Regions from separate parts of the Homo sapiens genome. Here regions 2, 3, 4 and 5 are each linked to region 1. Evidence: chromatin contacts called from ENCODE Hi-C or POLR2A ChIA-PET data. All regions are on one chromosome and are shown on one strand. Each heading gives the region's core, a stretch centred on a gene start or an enhancer-like site at or near the end of the contact. The rest is flanking DNA. Distances are from core to core; before and after follow the strand shown.

Region 1 (2,931 bases), core at 402-2,901:
AATTTTTGCATTTTTAGTAGAGACAGGGTTTCACCATGTTGGCCAGTCTGGTCTTGAACTCCTGACCTCAGGTGATCCGCCCGCCTCCACCTCCCAAAGTGCTGGGATTACAGGTGTGAAAGAGACCATTCCCGATCTCTTTCAGCATTTTCATACTGAATGTCCACAGCTGCCCTGTGAGGAGGCTTTTTACCCATATTTTCTGACTCAGAGAGAAGCAGCCACATGTCCCTTGGCCATGGCAGTTAAGACCAACTCCATGGAGCTGGGTGTCTTAGCTCACATCTGTAATCCCAGCACTTTGGAAAGCCAAGGCAGGATGATTGCTTGAGGCCAGAAGTTCAAGACCAGCCTGGGCAACATAGCCAGACCCCATCTCTACAAAAATTTAAAAATTAGCCACAAAATTTAAAAATTAACAACAAAAGGGCCGGGTGCGGTGGCTCACGCCTGTAATCCCAGCGCTTTGGGAGGGTGGATCACGAGGTCAGGAGTTCGAGACCAGCCTGGCCAAGATGGTGAAATCCCATCTCTACTAAAAATACAAAAATTAGCCGGGCGTGGTGGCGGGCGCCTGTTGTCCCAGCTACCCAGGAGGCTGAGGCAGGAGAATCGCTTGAATCCGGGAGTCTGAGGTTGCAGTGAGCCGAGATCGCAGCATTGCACTCCAGCCTGGGCGACAAGAGCGAAACTCCATCTTAAAAAAAAAAAAAAAAAAAAGTGGAAGATGAGGAAGTTGATCAGACATCAAGGATGAGCGGATGACTTAATAGGCTTCTTTGCTAAGACTTGGCTGGGCAGGTGAAAGACAAAGTCGAGGAGTGGTTATGGTGTGGCACAGAAGAAGGGTCAGAGGACGGTCTTTGTTACCTCTTCATGCCTGAGTTTCTTCCTCTGTGAAATGGGGATAATAAGAGCCGCCATACAGGGAATTGCTGCTAGGATCAAATGAGATAATGTATGTGAAACGCTCTGGCTGTAGGCTTCTCAGCAAATGGGCACGACTTGCGGAGTGGGGATTTGAATTCACGTCTGGCGGGATGTCCAAGCTGCTACCCTGACCGCTAGGGAGCTTCAGAGGACAGGGCTGCAGGTGATCAGGAAGAGGACTGGGGCAGGTGGGCGAGGAATGCCTCCCAGGAGTGAAGGAGGGGGAATTCTAGTCAGCAGGATGGAGTCGGCCAGGTAGAAACGAGGGAAAGGAGACAGGACCGGATGGAACGGGGAAGCCAAAGGGCAGGGCGTCGGAGGGTTGAATGGTGGCCGGTGCAGCTTTGAACACCGAGGTGAGGACATGCAGCTGTGTCCTAGGGTCAGGACCGTACACGCCTGACCCAATTCCACAGCACGGAGGGGAACTCCAGGATCCGGCCGCGTTGCCCACACACTTCGCTCTCCCTCCCGCCTCTCGCAAGCCCCTCCCCCGTCTCCGTCCACCGAGTGCCAGCCAATAGCAGAAGCGACAGCGCATCTGGGTGCCGACTCAGCCAATCGCGGCTGAGTGACGAATGAGCCCCAGGACCAATGAGAGTGCCGCCACCATGGCAAAAAAAAAAAAATCCAATGGTGACGAGCAGGGAGAACAGAGCAGCTGCCAATGGGCGTGTGCGTTTCAGGCGGCCAATGGGAGGAGGCGTCTCGGCGGGGGACAAGCAGTAGCTACCCGCGGGAGCGGGGAGGGGTCCGGGTTCGAGCTTGTGTTCCCCCGGAAGGGTGAGTCTGGACGCGGGCGCGGAAGGAGCGCGGCCGGAGGTCCTCAGGAAGAAGCCGCGGGGACTGGCTGCGCTTGACAGGCTGCACTTGGATGGGAGCACCTGGTGCCTCGGGACTGCTCCGATGCCCGGTGGGTGCACATCCCAGTTCCCGCCGTTGCCGGCCGGGTTTAGAGGTTTTGGGGGGAGGACATGGGGGCGTGCAGCCTTCCCAGTTGCAAACTTCACTCCGACCCTGTCTTCAAAGCTGGGTCTGGGTCCAGTGGGGACGAGAAAGGAGGAAGGAGGAAGTAGGCTCCGCGAAAGCCCCATCCCCGGGATCTCATCTATAACATGAATAGGTATTAATGGCAAAGGCTAATTAAGCGCTTACTGTATACCAGGCACTTTCTCTGCCTCCTCGCGTTAAATCCTCCCAGCAGCCTTTTGAGGTAGACACTGTTACATGCCCATTTTCCAGATGAGGAAACCAGCAACATGGGTGGAAGTGACAGCCCCTCCACTTCCATACTGGCGCCCTCAGGAGGCTCAGGCCCTGGATTGGGGGGATGGAGCTGGACATAAACTCTCCTAGGCTTTGGGGAGTCAACAGGGACTGAGGTCACTCATGGGGGTAAATGTGGGAGAGGAGAATTGTGGCCTGAAAGAGGCCATCACCACGATGAAACTAATAACAATTATGTTATTCTTGTTTTGGTCATATTTGTTCTTTTTGTGTGTGCCTGAATCAGGGTCTGTGCTGAATGTGTAATATGCGGAACTATATTGAAACATTACAACCATCTTTTGATGGCAACACCCTGAGGACCTCCCTTTTCCAGATGGGGAAACTGAGGCCCAGAATTGCTAAGTGGCTTGCTTGAGTTGACACAGGGAGCTCCAGGACTCACCCTCAGGTATGTTTGACCACATCTGCCTGTCTGGTTATTTTGGGGAGGTGTGTTAAGAGCAGATTTTTATTTTACTTTTTATTTATTTATTTATTTATTTATTTATTTATTTATTGTATTTTAGTAGAGATGGGGTTTCACCATGTTGGTCAAGATGGTCTCAATCTCCAGACCTCGTGATCTGTCCGCCTTGGCCTCCCAAAGTGCTGGGATTACAGTCATGAGCCACCGCGCCTGGCCCTTTTTATATATTTTTATTACTTATTTATTTATTTATTTATTTATATTTTTAGAGTCAGGGTCTCACTCTGTCACCCAGGCTGGAATGC
Region 2 (2,799 bases), core at 174-2,673, 710 kb before region 1:
GGCGGGGAGATTCTGAGGCAACGTTTCAACCTCGTAAGGAACCGAGGCCTTGAGGGTGGCCGGGGGCCCCTCTGTGAACTTGATCGGGGCTGGTGGGGCGAGGGCGCCCCCCAGGACAAGGTGGGGACGGAGGTGTCGCCACAGAGCACAGCGGAAACCGGGGACTTCGCCAGGAGGGCCCAGGATAACGGAGGGCGACTCGTGTATGTCGCGGAGGCGGCTCCGGGGACCCGGGACTTGTCGTCGCCTTTGTGACAGGAACCGCGGAGGAACGCCAGGCCTCCCCTGCATCCGCCTCGCCCCGGACAAGGTGAGGCTCAGACTTCCGCGCCAGCCCCGCCCCGCTCGTACACAAGCCCCGTCCTCCCGACGCCCGCCTCCGCCTCCACCGCCTCACATTGGACAAGGGGAGTGGCTCGAGGGTGGCCTGTTGGACTACACCCAATGGAATTCGGGGGGCGGGCCAAAGGGGCGGGGGCAGGGGCGGGAGGGGGTGGCCCCCGTCCCGGAGCACGCGGCGGAATCCCGGGACTGCACCCAACTCAGGATGGCAGTGGCGCCCTGGGGTCGCGCAAAGCGGATCGGGACCCCTGAGCCCGCGGTGACCTCCAGGCTGGACATCCGGGTCTCCAGTCGCCCTCGCCCCCAGAAGGACTTAAGGCGGGGGTGGGAGTGATCCCTTGTTTTAGGACTGGAGGTCCCCACACCCAGCTCCGAGTTAGAAGAGAGGGTCCCGGCCGGGCGCGGTGGCTGACGCCTGTAATCCCAGCACTTTTGGGCAGATCACCTGAGGTCGGGGTTCGAGACCAGCCTGGCCAAAATGGTGAAAACCCGTCTCTACTAAAAATACAAAAATTAGGCGGGCGTGGTGGTTGGGCGCCTGTAATCCCAGCTATTCGGGAGGCTGAGAGAGGAGACTCGCTTAAACCCGGGAGGCGGAGGTTGCAGTGAGCTGAGATCGTGCCACTGCACTCCATCCTGGGCGACAGAGCTAGACTCCGTCTCAAAGAAGATGCGGTCCCTCACCCTGTGGAGACTTGGGGGACAGCGGTGCCCCGTTTCCCTTAAATCCCTCAGACTCCTCCCGACCCTCGCGCTCCCCTCAGCGCCCCCCTCCAGCGCCCCCTCCAGCCGTTTGGGAAGGACCCCGTGCCATTACCCCACAAGTCTCCCAGGGATGGAGTGATTATTTGTACCCAAAAAAATAAATTCCCAAGGGCCCCCCGGGGGCTCCCTCTCAACCTATTCTGGCGCCTGGAGCAAGCCTTACCTGCAGTCCCCGCCGCGGCGAGGAGCAAGGCGACGGTCCAGCGCAATTTCCAGCCCCAGGGCCCCATGCTCGCAGCCTCTGCCAGGCAGTGTCCCGACCCGGATCACGACCTGCTGTGTCCTAGCTGGAAACCCTGGCTTCCCGCGATTGCACTCGGGGCCCACGTCATTTACAGCATTTCAATGTGAGGTTTCTAGCAGGGGGAGGAGTTTGCAGTGGGGTGATTTTCAAATGTCTTCACCTCACTGCAAGAGGAGGAGTTTCGAACGGCCGATGTGACATCGGCTTTTTAACCCGTGAAGCTCTGATTCCCACTCCAGTCCTTCGAAAGTGTCGCCAGGGCAGGCGACTTGATTTGTTGTATTTGGGTCTCCGGTGAAGAGCTGACGCCCCCTCAAAATTGGAAACGCATCTTCTGAAAGATCCTCCTGAAATTTCTCGATGTTTAACTGTTAACATTTTGCTGTTGTTGTCCACAGAAGGATAACAACAGCCTTTCAAGATCCTCCAATAGCCTAATGCCATTGTCCTCTCTGCCTCAAAAGGAAAACACTAAAAATGTTGGGAACTTCCGCCACTTTCTATATTTGCCTTTTCCTTTCTAGGAATTGTGTATAGATTTTTAGCTTCCTTTCGTTGTATATTGTTTTTACATTGTTATTCCAAATCACCTAATAGACACTGATCAATCAGGAATTTAAATAAAATCTTCACAAAAGTACAGCCAAAAAAATATTTTTTGTTTTGTGGGATCCCGCCTTTGGCTGAGTATAAACATCTGAAAAATCAATTGTACGGATACCTGGAGTCTGGACGTAAATATTGATTTCTCCCCTTAGGAGAAGGAGTTGAACAAACAGAAGGGCGGTTTCCTCTCCCTCAAAGCAAAATCAAAACAAAACAGGGCTTTCACAGTTGAACTTGAACCCCTAAGCCACAGAGAGCTGGTGGAGACCAACTTTTAGAATTGAGTCTCTTTGGGGACTCATGGGGTTGCCAGAGGCCTCTTGCCAAAAAGGCACATGTGAGAAACTTGCCTGAACCCCACACAGGGCTGGGCAGTCTTGGCGGTTCCCCCAGGAATAAGCTGGATTTCTCTGGGATTTTGCAAACTGACTTTGGCAGGCAGTGCTAACCTCTCAGCAGGATTTTAGGGAAACCTAGGAGACCAGGCAGAAAAGGGACAAATTGAACTCTCAGAAGGACAAAAAAAAAGATTAATCAGGGAAAATAATTTTTTAATTATTTTTATTATAATTTTTTAAATAATTATTTATTATTTATTTATCATTATTTCCAGCTGTCACTCAGGCTGGACTGCAGTGGCGTGATCACAGCTCTCTGCAGCGTCAACCCTGGGCTCAAGGAATCCTCCCACCTCAGCCTCCTGAATAGCTAGGACCACAGGAGTGCACCACCATGCCCAACTAATTTTTAATTTTTTTTTATAGATGGGGTCTCACTATGTTGCCCAGGCTGGTCCCAAACTCCTAGCTTCACTCAATCCTCTTCCTCTTGCATCATGATGC
Region 3 (2,960 bases), core at 368-2,867, 760 kb before region 1:
CCAGTGGAGGCCACTGTGTCAGTTTTTCTGTAGACGGGTGGCAGAGCCAGGGCTTTAATCTGAGCTGAGTGTGTTCAGAGCTTGTGCTCTTAATCCTGACCCACAAATGAACGCTGTGGGGTGGTGGGGGGTGACGCTCTGTGGCTCTGTGGGAGGCCCAGGGAGGAGGTGTCATTTGTCCCAGACTTGAGCCCCCAGGGGATAAAGGTGTGGAGACTGTGAGCCAGGCAGGGGAAACAGCAAGGCTGGCATGGAGGAGACCAAGGGGGATGGCAGGAGGGCAGGGGTCCTTGATCACGCCAGGCCTGCAGTCCACAGGGCAATGTGGGGAGGATTTTCCAATTCCAAGACAAGCCCCAGCTCTGGGAGAAGGGAACCTGACATGGCCCCTTGACACAGTGGCCCCGCCTGTCTAGGTGGCTGATGTCACTATTTACTCCCAAGCTCCCCGCTCCCCATCCCAGGAACAGCCCCAGAGCAGCCCAGCCCAGGGGAGGGACGGCTCCGGATGGAGCAGAAAGTTGCCAGGAAACCCCAGCGGCCATGCTCAGTGGGGTGATGGGGACCAGGGACTCCCACTCAGAACCCTCCGTGGCTTTTTTATTCCTTCATCATCACGGAAAATCACTGCCTGCAAGGGAGGAGGGTGCTGACCCCAGACTGGGGAGCGGGGAGGGGATTAGGCCAGGGCCAGCTGCAGGGCAGGGCAGCCTGCACCCCTCTCCCCACCTCCCTCTGGCAGCCGCGGCTCAGCCCAGAGGCTCCAGGCTGACTCACTGCAGACAGCTGTGGTCTGGGATGCCTCGGGCTGCTGGAAGGGGAACGGCCTGGGGACAGGAGAAGGGGAGGGACAGCAGGGGACACTAGTTGTGGGTGTCAGACTTGCTGGGAGTGGGACAAATTCCTCCCACCTTCCACCCTGTCCTGGCCAGAGCTGTTGAGCCTGCGGAGACAGGACAGGACCACCAGCCTGCAGGGGTGGCGTTCCCCAAGCTGCAGGCTGCCCCCAGCCCTGCAGGACAAGTGGGTGGGTGGGTGGGTGCTGAGCCTATAGACCAGGGAGCCAGCAGCGCATTTTACCAGGGCCCCGTTCTGAGCCAGAGAACTGGAACCGGCGAGGATCAGAATCCAGCCACAGTGACCCGAGCCTCCTATTTCTCTCTGTAAAATGGGTGGCTGTCAACCCTCCCTCCCTTTGGCGACCATCGGGGCAGAACGATGGATTGTCAGGAAACTGAATGTCTGCATGTCTGTGTCACCCTCAAAGCTCTGATACAAGCTCCCAATGCAGCAGCCAAGGCCGAATACCAGAACCTTCCATCACCTCTGGCCTCTCCTCTGGGCCATGCCCCACCCATGCTGTGCTCCCAGTCCCCACCCCTGCCTGGGGATGCACCCCGGTCCTGCCCACCCTCCCGTCTCAGTCTCAGCACCCTCGAGCCGCCACCTCCCAGGCCCTCCCGTTTTCCTGGCCATCTGAGCCCGCTTATCCTGTTTGCCACTTGGTTGAGCACCAATTTCGTCAATCGAGCAATTATCGAGCGCCTGTGTGCAGGCTCCAGGACGCTTCCTGTGTGGGCTGCTCAGTTTTCCCTCCCAGGGGCGTTTTGGAAGCGTCCCAAAACAAAAGGCGGAAGGCAGGAAGGAAGTGCCACCCCGTGGACGCAGGAAAGATGACAGGCCCTGCCTTTGTCTCCGAGCGCCTGCGCAGCCCCATCCTGCCCCACTTCCAGAGCCCCTGGGGAGGGGGAGATTAGCTTTGTCTCCATTGTCAGGTGGGGAAACTGAGGCTCTGAGGTGCCTGTCACCCAGCGAGTCAGTGGCAGAGCCAGGTTATGAACCCAGACGGCCTGGTCAGTCTGCTCTTTTTGGGTTTTTGTTGTGTTTTGTTTTGTTTTTTTGAGACAGAGTTTCCCAGGCTGGAGTGCAATGGTGCAATCTCGGCTCACCGCAACCTCTTCCTCCCAGGTTCAAGCAATTCTCCTACCTCAGCCTCCCGCGTAGCTGGGATTACAGGCATGCGCCGCCACACCCAGCTAATTTTGTATTTTTAGTAGAGATGGGGTTTCTCCATGTTGGTCAGGCTGGTCTCAAACCCCCAACCTCAGGTGATCCGCCCACCTTGGCCTCCCAAAGTGCTGGACTCAAGAGATCTTCCCACCTCAGCCTCCAAGTATCTGGGACTACAGGTGTGCGCCATCGCATCCGGCTGGTAATTTTAAAACTTTTTCTGTTGTTGTTGTCTGTTTTTTTGACGCAGTGTCTCGCTCTGTCAGGCTGGAGTGCAGTGGTGCGATCTTGGCTCAGTGCAACCTCGGCCTCCCGAGTTCAAGCGATTCTCCTGCCTCAGCCTCCCAAGTAGCTGGGATTACAGGCATGCGCCACCACACCCAACTAATTTTTGTATTTTTAGTAGAGGCGGGGTTTTGCCATTTTGGCTAGGCTGGTTTTGAACTCCTGACCTCAGGTGATCCGCCTGCCTCGGCCTCCCAGAGTGCTGGGATTATAGGCATGAGCCACTGAGCCCAGAAATTTAAAAACGTTTTTTAGAGATGGGGTCTTGCTATGTTGCCCAGACTGCTCTTGAACTCCTGGGCTCAAGCAATCCTCCTGCCTCAGCTTCCCAAGGTACTGGGATTACAGGCATGAGCCACGTTTGTGGACCTAACCACCCCAGTGTCGTGTCACCCCTGGGCCAACCCTGTCCCTCCTTCGATCCACCCAGTAAGGCACCATTGCCTGGGCTTCATCAGCCTGTCCCTGTTGGGCTCAGCCCGTGGGAGGCACTGGTGGGAGATAGAGCCTGGAGCGGGGGACAGGCTGGGCTCTTCCCCGCCTCGCTCTGCTGGGGACCATGTCTGCAGCACTTCTTTCCCTCCTATGAGTTTCTGGCTCTCACCAGCTCCCAGGCTCCAGAAACCACATCTTCCTCTCCTGGTTTTGTGGTGGTGGCGCTTTCT
Region 4 (2,957 bases), core at 195-2,694, 550 kb after region 1:
TCTGCTCTTAGCTACTACACCGTGCATGGTGTTGCAGAGCTAGGAACCAGCATTACTGGTGGCCCGATGTTACCCAGGGAGTGAGGGGTATGAAGGAGTGAAGACTGTGAACAAGAAACTGGAAGTAAAGACCCTACTGGGTGCCACTCCAAAGGCTGACAGTTCGCCTGGGTGACATGGAGTGTCACCCATAAAGGAAGCCATCAGGGTTGAACTGAGCAGAAACAGCAGAAATGGGCCCAGAGCTGGGCAGAGCATCCGGTTTATGCTGGAGGTCCCAGCCACAGGCCAGGGCTAGAGCAGGGTGGGCGAGAGCGCGGGTTCCAGGTGCAAATGCAGCTGAGCTACTGACTCACTCTAAAACCTTGGCAATGGGCTCTAATCTCCCTGCACCTCAGTTTTCTCATCTGAAAAATGGGGAATAGAGAATAAGGAGATCAAACCTCATGGGGTTAATGAGGAGAGTCCATGTATCCAAACAGTTCACCAGAACCTGGCACTCAACCAAGGAGAATTATTATTGCAAATGCGATTGCTATGGGCTCTAGAGGCAGCAGAGTGACTCGGGACCTGCCCACAGATGCTGGGCCTGCTCCTCAGGAGTTTGCAGTGACACGGGGAGGGGGATTTGTAGGCAAACTGCCTAGGTCCTAATCCAACCCCCGGCCCCTGAAATGAATGATCTTGGACGAGTTCCTTCAGTTTTCTGACCTCAGTTTCCTTGCTGGTAAGGTGGAAGTAATAACTACCTGGCTCCCAGAGTTGCGGCAATTCAGAGAGAACTTAAAGCGCTTGACACAGAGAAAAACATGCCCTGTTACTGGCAATATTATCATTGTGGCTAACCCTTAAATCGGGCCTAAGCACAGGGGCCATCGTCTGGCAGAATGTCACGGGCGATGTCGCAGACTCAGCATTAGGTGTACACAGTAGGGGTGTTAGCAGGGGTAGGTTGTGGACCCGAGGCCGGGCAACACCCTACGCCCTTTGCAGGGTACTGGGGTGTCTCCCTCCCAGGGGTGCCCCCGGGCCCAGCAAGGTGCAGAGACGTCCCCCGGGGTGTCAGGTGCATTAGGCCGAGAGGTATCAGCCGGGCCGGCAGGGCCAGGGCCATCGCCCCGGACTCCCCGGACCCTCACCCGCCCAGCCCCCTGCCTCAGCTTCCTCAGGCTTCCCGGCGGCTCCTGAGGCTCGCAGTCCCCACAACAGGGCGGGCCGGGGCCGTTACCCCGGGGACGACGCGGAAGAGCCAGGACCCCATGGGAGGGAGGCAGCGCTGCCGCCGCGCCCAAGGGGCGAGCTCGAGCCCTGCTTACGCGGGCCCGCGCAGTCCCGCCCCAGCCCCGACCCCCGCGGCACCTGAGCTGCGGCTCATGCGCTTCTCCCAGCCGGGCGGCAGCTTCTCCTCGTCCGCCATCTTCCCTCCTGCCGCAGCGCCTGCTCCGCCTCAGCTGCGCCGCCTGTCGCCCGCGCCCGCCCGCCGCCGCTGCCTATTGGCTAGACGCGCTCTGCAACGGGGCCTGGCGGCGACGCCCATTGGGCTCCCTAACGGTCCGGATTGGCTTTCTGGCCTTCTATTGGGTAGAAGAAAGGCTGGGCGGACCCTCCCACGTTATCCCTGCGCCCCGCCCCCGGCCAGCCTCAGCCTGGCCCCGCCCACTCGCTCTCCTCGGCTCCTGAGTGGTCCGAAGCGACGCGGGCCCGCCCTTCTCAACGCCCTTTAGCGAGCGCCAAAAAACTCCCGACCCCTTCTTGGCGCGCGTCGCCGCAGAGCCCACCCAGGCGGGATAGAGCTTATGGATTGGCTAATGCCGCAGCAACTCCCGCCTGCCTGAGCTGTTCCCGGAGGTCCGCAAGCCCCCAGCCCTCCCATGCGGAAGAGTCTGGCTGGTGCAGAGGTAACGGCGGTCCAGGAGGTACTTGGGCGGGGCGGTGCTGCCTCTGCTGTTGCCATAGCAATGCAGTTGCCTTGGAGATGAGCACCTAAGTACCCGATGCTTAAATTTGGCTCCTCCATCCTCCCTCTTCCCACCTGTTTCCCACAGATGTCCAAAGCTAACCCAGCCTCTTTTATTTTTTGCAGGGCTCAACTTTTCCCTAGGCTCTGGACCCAAAGGCCTTCCACGTCCTTTGGAACCTGCTTACTTCCTTTATTCCCTCGCAGTCTGGCTCCTTCCTCCATCCTGGGTGACCAGTGGGTGCCGACATTGACATTCATATAAGAACACGGAGGAGGTGCAGGTGGGAGGAGATGGGCTCAGTTTTAGCCAACTTAAAATAGAGTCTGCAGAGCCCGTGGGACACAGGGGAGGTATTTGGGGACCCAGAGTTGGGGAACTGTGGGTAGATATGGGAGTTGAAGACACTGACAGCAAAGGGTGCAACTACAGTTCACCTAGCATAGAACCCTATGTGACCGTTAAAAAGAATGAGGCTCAGTGAAGTGAACTCATAGGGAAACCTGCCCACAACAAATTAGACGCAGGATGCAGTAGAAGGCTAAGAGAAGTCTGGAGCCAGACTTGGGTTTAAAGCCTGGGACTGACACTTGCTATGCGACCTTGAACTGATTACTTAACGTTACTCTGTACTTCGGTTTCCCAATCTGCAAAGCGGGGATAAGCAATTACATCCTTCTGTTTGATGTGAACATTAAATAAATTAATCCACATAAAGCACTCAAGCCAGGCTCGGTGGCTCACACCTGTAATCCCAGCACTTTGGAAGGCCGAGGTGGGTGGATAACCTGAAGTCAGGAGTTCGAGACCAGCCTGGCCAACATGGTGAAACCCTGTCTTTACTAAAAATACAAAAATTAGCCAGGCGTGATAGTGGGCACCTTTAATTCCAGCTACTCGGGTGGTTGAGACAGGAGAATTACTTGAACCTGGAAGGCGGAGGTTGCAGTGAGCCGAGATCGCACCACTGCACTCCAGCGTAGGTGACAGAGCGAGACT
Region 5 (2,700 bases), core at 149-2,648, 550 kb before region 1:
TTTGCAAGTCAGCTGACCAATGTGGTACCTCCTTAAGGAGGGCCTCTGAGGCCCGATGAAAAAGGCTTATATAAAAGGCTCATGACCAGCTCTGCCAGTGATGAACATGTGTCAAGTCGTTCTGCTGTCCCCAACTCCCGGACCCAGGTGGCTCTGAATTAGCTTCAGCTAATAAAGAACAAAGACGGGGGGCAGAAAGGCTCCCCAAACTTGTGCAAATCCAGTGAGAAAACACTTTGCACATCATCTGTCTCAGCTGTTCTGCAGGTGAGGCACACTCAGAACTGCACCACCCCAGGCAAGCAGTTTGCCAGGACTCGGGGGCCTCAGGGTTTCATCTCGGGGCCTCCGCCTGCACCAGCGAGTGGGCCTGGCTCAGGGCGAGCCTGTCCTTCTTCTCCTTCTGCAAGACCTGCTCCTCCCACAGCGCCTGGTCCACCTGATCGTCGGTGAGCACGACAGGCTTGTACTTCTCATCGAAGAGCCGCTCGTTGGTCTCGGAATGCAGCTGCTGGGGCCCGACCACCCGCAAATGCGCCGGCAGGTGCAGGAATTCGTCGTCGTTGATGTCGCAGTCGCGCATCCAGGCCCCCAGCACCCACCAGCGACCCACGAAGCCCACGTCCAGGACCCGGCCGGGGAAGTCGGTCCAGCGGGGCTGCAGGTAGCGGCAACGCGCCTGGTAGAGGCTGGCCTGGGCGTCGAAGGGCGCCTCGTACACCAGCGAGCAGAGCCCCAGGTTGACGTAGCGCAGGCGGCCACGGCCCCGCAGCCAGAGCAGCCTCTGCACGAAGGCTTCGGACTCGCGGTTGCGGGTGGCCGGCGCCAGCAGCAGGAGGGTCCCCGACGCCTCCAGCAGCGCCTCCTCGAAGGCACCCTCGCTGGGCGCCAGCGTGAAGCAGGCCGCCGCGCCGCCCAGCAGACCCACATACACAGCGGCGCGCCCCGGCCGGGCCCTAGCCTCCGCCGAAGCGTCCCTGCAGGCCTCGGCGTAGTCCCGGAGCAGCGCGCGGGCCCAGGACCCTGAGGGGAGAGGAGCGCGGTAAGAGTGATCCGGCCGCGGCGGCCACCCACCCTGTCGCGGCGGCCACCCACCCTGCCGCCTTCCGCCGCTACTCACCCAGCCGCGCCCACACTCCCGGCTTCGCCACTACCGCGTCGCCCGCCTCTGCGCGGCGCCGGGACCAAAATCTCCTCAGAGCCGCCGCGGCCATCCTCTTCCGTCTTGGGGGTCCTTGCTCCGGGAAGAAACTCCTGATACCCGACGTTAAGAGCCCGGGAGTCTCTTCTGCGCAAGCGCCAACTTTACCGGAAGTGGCTTCCCAACGGGAGAGGATAGAAAGAGGACAGGCGCCGGATGTTGCTGTCAGGTCTGAGTCGGTTGGAGTCTGACGGGTAGGCGAGACGCGCAGGCGCAGAGAGCCCCAGCCACGCCGGCCCAGGTGGCCTCAGGTGAGGGGGGGCGGAGCGCACCTGTGGGGACGGGACGACGAGTTCAAGCCTCCGTGGGTGCAGTTGGTCGCCAGGTAGGGCTGGGGGCCGAGGGACCGGCTCGGGGGCGGGGGGGAAGTGTGCCTGACCGGTCTCTGTCCTCAGCGAGGGATGCGGAGACGCCCCTGAACGACCATGGCATCGGCCGACGAGCTGACCTTCCATGGTGAGTGCGGCCCCGACGTGGCCGGATCTCCCACTCCCGCCCCGGGCCAGAACCTCCCCCCGATACGGCTTCCAATTTCTCTACCCCGAAGCCTAGGCGGCTGTGAACCCTGACCCAGGAGTGAGACCCATCTCTGACTCGAACCCCGCCCCCGCCCTGAACTCAGACCTCAAACCCGAGCCTCTCGTCCCCAGACCCTGACCCCATCCCAGCGTCAACCCTAAGTTGCAGTTCCACTTTAGGAGGAAGGGAACAGATGTCCTCCGGATGCCTCCAAACTGAGGAAGTTGGGCCCCACCTTGGGGGAGATCAATGGCTCAGCAGAGCCTCCGCCCCCAGATGAGCATCGGTTTAGCTTGGGCCCAGTCGAGTTCTTTCCACCCCTCAAACGTGCGTGTGTCCCATATACCTCCTCCACAGAATTCGAGGAGGCCACTAATCTTCTGGCTGACACCCCAGATGCAGCCACCACCAGCAGAAGCGATCAGCTGACCCCACAAGGGCACGTGGCTGTGGCCGTGGGCTCAGGTGGCAGCTATGGAGCCGAGGATGAGGTGGAGGAGGAGAGTGACAAGGCCGCGGTGAGTCCCTGTGTCCTGCCTCCTTGCAGCCCCCAGCTGACCCAGGCTCTCCGGGCAGGCACTGAATGCCCGCAATGTGCAGCTCCTGCAGGAGCAGCAGCAGCAGCAGCAGCCGGGATTCTGGACCTTCAGCTACTATCAGAGCTTCTTTGACGTGGACACCTCACAGGTCAGGCTGGGGAGGCAGGTGGGATGGGGCTCAGAGTTATGCTCAGGGTTCAGCCACTCTTCCCCTGGGCAGGGTGCTGGTGATGGTGGGTGCTGGTGAACGAACTGTGGTGCTCTCAAAGGGTTATGGTGGGACTGGTTATGGATCGGGACTATGGGAACACAGGGGACACACACAATCTGGTGGGTTAGAGAAAGGCCTCCTGGGGGAGGTGAGGAATTGGCTGAGACCTAAAGGAGACAGAAGGCTTCCCTGGGGAATAGGGTAGGGAAGCAGGAGTATATGTTCCAGGC

What was found. Hi-C counts contacts between places; a loop is a spot of excess contacts on that map. ChIA-PET counts read pairs that join two places held with the same protein, here RNA polymerase II (POLR2A). Pooled maps may share reads with other maps.
Region 2: a pooled map shows a loop between it and region 1 (4-fold over the local background). The contact joins the promoter of LDLR here to the promoter of TYK2 in region 1. A Hi-C loop is called at or near these places in 1 of 50 pooled maps. POLR2A ChIA-PET finds 5 or more read pairs at or near these places in 2 of 52 experiments (PC-9 and activated T-cell).
Region 3: POLR2A ChIA-PET joins it to region 1 with 10 read pairs in activated B cell. The contact joins the enhancer-like site here to the promoter of TYK2 in region 1. POLR2A ChIA-PET finds 5 or more read pairs at or near these places in 3 of 52 experiments (WTC11, activated B cell and activated naive CD4-positive, alpha-beta T cell).
Region 4: a loop to region 1 is called in a pooled map, with 5 times the contacts of the local background. The contact joins the promoter of PIN1 here to the promoter of TYK2 in region 1. A Hi-C loop is called at or near these places in 7 of 50 pooled maps. POLR2A ChIA-PET finds 5 or more read pairs at or near these places in 2 of 52 experiments (CD4-positive, alpha-beta T cell and CD8-positive, alpha-beta memory T cell).
Region 5: a pooled map shows a loop between it and region 1 (4-fold over the local background). The contact joins the promoter of YIPF2 here to the promoter of TYK2 in region 1. A Hi-C loop is called at or near these places in 1 of 50 pooled maps. POLR2A ChIA-PET finds 5 or more read pairs at or near these places in 2 of 52 experiments (CD4-positive, alpha-beta T cell and Panc1).

The regions. Positions count from the first base shown.
Region 1 is chr19:10,379,292-10,382,222 of GRCh38, reverse strand. TYK2 (tyrosine kinase 2) reads left to right here and starts at 1,651. Exons shown (of 25, transcript NM_003331.5): 1 at 1,651-1,843; 2 at 2,444-2,608. RefSeq lists enhancers at 1,022-1,685, 1,594-1,753.
Region 2 is chr19:11,088,087-11,090,885 of GRCh38, reverse strand. It overlaps LDLR (low density lipoprotein receptor), which reads right to left and starts at 1,423. Exons shown (of 18, transcript NM_000527.5): 1 at 1,271-1,423. The coding sequence starts at 1,337. LDLR-AS1 (LDLR antisense RNA 1) reads left to right here and starts at 1,227. Exons shown (of 1, transcript NR_163945.1): 1 at 1,227-1,818. RefSeq lists enhancers at 83-262, 1-573, 574-1,169 and a silencer at 333-592.
Region 3 is chr19:11,136,564-11,139,523 of GRCh38, reverse strand. No RefSeq gene overlaps it. Among named protein-coding and RNA genes, the nearest start is that of SPC24, 18 kb to the left of the region's middle. Within about 2 kb of position 1,617, at least 33 of the 41 ENCODE cell types and tissues checked have a DNase peak (open chromatin) inside an H3K27ac peak, as active enhancers do.
Region 4 is chr19:9,833,805-9,836,761 of GRCh38, reverse strand. It overlaps PIN1 (peptidylprolyl cis/trans isomerase, NIMA-interacting 1), which reads right to left and starts at 1,444. Exons shown (of 4, transcript NM_006221.4): 1 at 1,360-1,444. The coding sequence starts at 1,417. PIN1-DT (PIN1 divergent transcript) reads left to right here and starts at 1,747. Exons shown (of 2, transcript NR_183873.1): 1 at 1,747-1,898; 2 at 2,084-2,683. RefSeq lists silencers at 1,153-1,372, 1,403-1,742.
Region 5 is chr19:10,927,337-10,930,036 of GRCh38, reverse strand. It overlaps YIPF2 (Yip1 domain family member 2), which reads left to right and starts at 1,398. Exons shown (of 10, transcript NM_001321439.2): 1 at 1,398-1,526; 2 at 1,597-1,657; 3 at 2,078-2,238; 4 at 2,321-2,407. The coding sequence starts at 1,627. It overlaps TIMM29 (translocase of inner mitochondrial membrane 29), which reads right to left and starts at 1,226. Exons shown (of 2, transcript NM_138358.4): 1 at 1,121-1,226; 2 at 1-1,023. The coding sequence starts at 1,214. The coding sequence ends at 335. RefSeq lists silencers at 781-830, 871-1,150 and enhancers at 1,364-2,064, 2,065-2,700.